2 separate regions of the Homo sapiens genome follow, and region 2 is linked to region 1. Evidence: chromatin loops called from intact Hi-C (ENCODE). Cell type or tissue: pancreas. All regions are shown on one strand.

Region 1 (2,500 bases):
GCTGGGACTTCAGGCGCCTGCCACCATGGCCGGCTAATTTTTTATATTTTTAGTAGAGACGGGGTTTCACCGTGTTAGCCAGGATGGTCTTCATCTCCTGACCTCGTGATCTGACTGCTTCGGCCTCCCAAAGTGCTGGGATTACAGGCGTGAGCCACTGTACCAGGCCCTATATTACTAACGTGGTTTTCTGAGATCTTAATTGAAATCTTTTATTTCATCTTGTATTTTGTAGTATTCCTTCCTTGTCCCATTTAATATATTTTTTTAAATCTCAGTTTGGTGACTTATTTCAATCCTATTTCATAGAGCACATGTTTTCTTAAATGTTAGTAAGAGTCCATAGCAGATGCTGTCTAAAATTGACTTCTTTTTTATGCAACAAATCTTTTACAAAAGTGTGTTCTCATTGCCTTTTGAATATTATATTTTCCTTCTTACATTGGGGAGTTTATTCCTAGGCCCCGTATGAGTCACAGTACAATCAGGAAAACAAAACACACTAGATAGTTGAAAATGGGAAGCTACGTACAGAGAATTGGTCACAGAAGTGATGGAGGAGATGAGAGGTCAAACAGGGATGCTAAGGATTAGAGAGGCGAGAGGAGCCCAGGAGCCAGGCCATTGGAAAGAAGCTGGGACCTCCATGGGCCGGCCTGGGGGAGCTGAGACCACAGAGGGAGAGGCAACACTCAGGGAGCTGGAGCCATGAAGGAGACAAGGCCACTGCCCAAGGGGCCTTCCGATGCAGAGAGAATGTCCTGGCTTCTCCCTCCCTCCCACCCTCAGCCTCCAATGGGCCAGGGAGCCTGGGACACAGAGAAGGGAGAGAGCAGAGGAGGGGAAGCAGAAGGAAGCCACCTCCACTGTGCTGGCTTGCTGGACTCACTTCCTCTCCACTCTTCTGTGAACAATCAGTTTTGTCTACTGGCCTAGTATTTGGGCTGAAAGTGAAACAGCCCAATTTTCCAACAAGCTGAATGCCTATAGAACGGAAGCTTTAGAAACTTATGTTTGTACAATGAGATGCACCTGCTGCTGCTTATTGGCCATTCCTCTTCCTTACCCGTCTGACATGGTTTGGCTGTGTCCCCACCCAAATCTCATCTTAAATTCCCATTAGTTATGGGAGGGATCCAGTAGGAGGTAATTGAATCATGGGGGCAGGTCTTTCCCATGCTGTTCTCATGAGAGTGAATAAGTCTCATGAGATCTGATGGTTTTATAAGCACGAGTTTCCCTGCACAAGCTCTCTCTCTTTGCCTGCCACTATCCATGTGAGACATGACTTGCTCCTCCTTGCCTTCCAGCGTGATTGTGAGGCCTCCCCAGCCATGTGGAACTGAGTCCATTAAACCTCTTTTTCTGTATAAATTACCCAGTCTCAGGTATGTCTTTATCAGCAGCGTGAGAACAGATACCATCCCTAATGCCTGTTTTCCCGCATGTGGTTATGATGAGACCCCTCACTTGACCACCTGCTGCCTGATGAACACCTCCTCTTCCTCACCCTTCTTGTTGTCCTTCCCAGCTATATAAACCCTTAACTTCCATCTGCAGGGAGGGAGGGATTTGAGGTTTGGCTCCCATCTCTCTGGCTGTTGTCACCGGAAAAAGCCTTCATCCGTGGCAGTACTCATTGTCTCCACGATTGGTTTTCTGTGCAGCAAGCAATGGGACCTAGACTGAACCCCTGGTGTTAGTAACAGCTGAATGCCTCTCCGATACCCCTCAGAAGGTGCCTGCCATTCCTAAGCAGGTGCAACCCATTAACTAGAGGAATGAGGTAGGAAGTTGGGGGTTCCCTGGCAGCACATCTCCTCTCTGCTTCAGGGGAAGCTGCCCTTCCAGTGCCAGCTGCTCTCACTGATCCTCCTCCTGGGCCTGTGGCTGCATCATCGTGGCCCCCCTGCCTCTGCCTCTCAAGGGGCAGCTCCCCCCACATTCAGCCTCCCCCTGAGCCTCCCCACCCAGCCTCCCCTGACATAACCTCCCCCCGAGCCTCTCTTTGCTTGACCTCATTCCTGATGCTGCTGCCTGAGAAACTTCCGAAAGCCCAGCACTGACCACTGCCTGGCAGGGCTCCAGGAGCCCCACACTTCACCCTGACTTCTCCTCCTAAAAGATGATGTGTTGAAAGAAGATCCTTACTCCTGCTGAAGAGGCCTCATCCCCCAGCCCTCCTAGGGGGTGTCTTCATCTGGACCTGTGGGTTGAGCCTCCCTTACAATGGCTGAAAGTCCTCTAAGAGGGTGTCCCCTCTCTGTCTCATAATCTGTCCTCACACTAGGACCCAGCAGACATTCATGGAGTTTGAGACCCTCTCTATTTCTTTCCTGCAAGGCCACCACAACCAGGGACTCTGCAAGGCTCTAAGGACACAAATGAACAGGACAAAGCTCCTGCCCCAAGGAGCTCATGGCCCCACTAGGACAACAGGCAAATAAAGAGGCACTCCCAGGACAGAGGAAGGGCCAGACAGGGCGGGCAGAGCATGCAG
Region 2 (2,500 bases), 90 kb after region 1:
AAAAGATTAACCTATGCCATGGTTTGAATGTGTCCCCTAAAGTTCATGTATTGGAAACTTGATCCCCAATGTGGAGGTGGTGGGAGATGGGACCTTTAAGAGGTGTTTAGTTTGTAAAAGCTCTGCCCTCATAAATGGATTAATGCCATTATTGTGAGAGTAGGTTTATTATCACAGGAGTGGGTTTCTTTTCTTTTCTTTTTTTTCTTTTCTTTTTTTTTTTTAGATGGAGTCTCACTCTGTTGCCCAGGCTGGAATGCAGTGGTGTGACCTCAGCTCACTGCAACCTCCGCCTCCTGGGTTCAAGCAATTCTCCTGCCTCATCCTCCTGAGTAGCTGGAATTACAGGTGCATGCCACCATGCCTGGCTAATTTTTGTATTTTTCGTAGAGATGAGGTTTCACCATGTTGGCCGGGCTGGTCTTGAACTCCTGACCTCAGGTGATCTGCCTGCCTCAGCCTCCCAAAGTGCTGGGATTACAGGCATGAGCCACTGCGCCAGCCTAGGAGTGGGTTTCTTATAAAAGGATGAGTTTTGTCCCCTCTTGCTGTCTCTCTCATCCATATGATGTATTCCACCACATTATGATGCATAAGAAGGCCGTCACCAGATGCTAGTACTTTATATTGGACTTCTCGACCTCCAGAACTATAAGCCAATAAATGTCTGTTCATTATAAATTACCCAGTCTGTGGTATTCTGTTTTAGCAGCACAAAATGGACTAAGCCTCTTATGAGCTACTCATCTATTACCAAGGATTATTATTTTTGCCTTTTAGAAAAATACACTACTAACAATGTAATAGTTAGACTGAATGATGGAAGGTCAGATTCAGAGAGATCCATTAGAGAATGTTAATGTTACAGATTACAGTGGTAATGGAGAAGTTCAGGTTTTAACGAAGACCTGAACTAAGGATAAGGAACTCTATTTATGTATGCCAAGATGTGGAAAATAATCTAAATGTCCATTGACAGATGAATGGATAAAGAAAATATATGCAAACAATGAAGTATTATTCAGCCTTAGAAAAGAAGGAAATCCTACAGTATGAGACAACATGGATGAATGTGGAGGACATTACACTATGTGAAATAAGGTAGTCACAGGACAACAAATACTTTTTTAGATGCTTCATATAAGTGGTTCCACTTACATGAAGTATCTAAAAATAGCCAAAGCCAAACCCGTACAGAGAGTAAGAAGACTGGTTGCCAGAGGCTGGCGGCGGGGAGGGGGAAATGGGGAGTTGATATTCATTGGGTATAAAGATTTAGTTATACAAGATGAATAAGTTCCAGACATCTGCTGTACAATTAAATGTCTATAGCTAATACTTAAAAGTTTGTTGAAAGAATAGGTCTCATGTTAAATGCTATTACTACAATTTTTAAAAAGAGAAATGCTAGAAATCAAAAACACTGTAAGAGAAATGAAGAGCCTTTGATGACCTTGTTAGTAGACTGAATATGACTGAGGATAGAATCACTAAGTTTGAGGAAATGTCAATAGAAATATTCAAATTGGAAAAACAGAAAACGAAGAAGTGAGAAAGGAACAGAAGAGATTAAGTGAAGCAATAATCATTGAGAATTTTGCTCAAATAAATGTCAGACACCAAACCACAAATCCAGGAAGCTGAGAGGGCACCAAGCAGGATAAATCTCTCTCTCTCTTTCTTTCTCTTTCTCTTTCTCTTTCTCTCTGTCTCTCTTTCTCTCTCACACACACACACAGACACACACACACACATACCCTACATGTAGGCATATCATATTCAAACTGAAGAAAAATCAAAGATAAAGTGTTTCAAGAAGGCAAAAGAAAAAAAAACACTTTATCTCTAGAGGAGCAAAGATAAGAATTACATGTGATGTCTCCTCAGCAAGTAGGCAAGCAAGAATAGAGTGAAGGGAAGTGTTTAAAGTTTTGAGATAAAAGGCCACCAACCTAGAATACTGTACCCTGAGAAATTATTCAAAAGTGAAGGAGAAATGAACTTTCTCAAACAAACAAAAATCAAATTTGTTGCCAGTAGACCTGCCTTGCAAGAAATGTTGAAGCATGTTCTTCAAAGAGGAGGAAACTGATACAGGTCAGAAACTCAGATCTACATAAAGAAAAGATTAGCACTGGAAAATGAATAAGATATGGTTGGACAAAAACTTTTACTTTTCTTATTACTCAGTTTTCTAACCAATAAATGTTCAAAATAATAATAGAGGCTGGGTGCAGTGGCTAACACCTGTAATTCTAGCACTTTGGAAGGCTGAGGTGGGAGGATCTCTTGAACCCAAGAGTTTGGGACCAGTCTGGGCAACACAATGAGACCCTGTCTCTACAACAACACAAAATTAGCCTGGCATGGTGGTATGCACCTGTAGTGCTACTCAGGAGGTTGAGGCAGGAGGACTGTTTGAGCCCCAGAGGTCAAGGCTGCAGTGAGCCATTATTACAATATTGCACTCCAGCTGGGCAACAGAGCAAGACCCTGCCTC

Evidence for each region. Hi-C counts contacts between places; a loop is a spot of excess contacts. Peaks named below come from ENCODE experiments on the same cell type or tissue, not always from the same donor. Only the 100,000 strongest peaks of a DNase experiment are listed, where the experiment ranks them.
Region 2: a loop joins it to region 1, with 2.1 times the contacts of the local background. A loop is called at or near these places in 76 of 110 quality-filtered maps.

The regions. Positions count from the first base shown.
Region 1 is chr10:27,653,486-27,655,985 of GRCh38, reverse strand. No RefSeq gene overlaps it. Among named protein-coding and RNA genes, the nearest start is that of LINC02680, 89 kb to the right of the region's middle. In pancreas, no CTCF peak of the experiment used is centred here; no DNase peak of the experiment used is centred here.
Region 2 is chr10:27,563,765-27,566,264 of GRCh38, reverse strand. It overlaps LINC02680 (long intergenic non-protein coding RNA 2680), which reads right to left and starts at 78. Exons shown (of 3, transcript XR_007062094.1): 1 at 1-78. In pancreas, no CTCF peak of the experiment used is centred here; no DNase peak of the experiment used is centred here.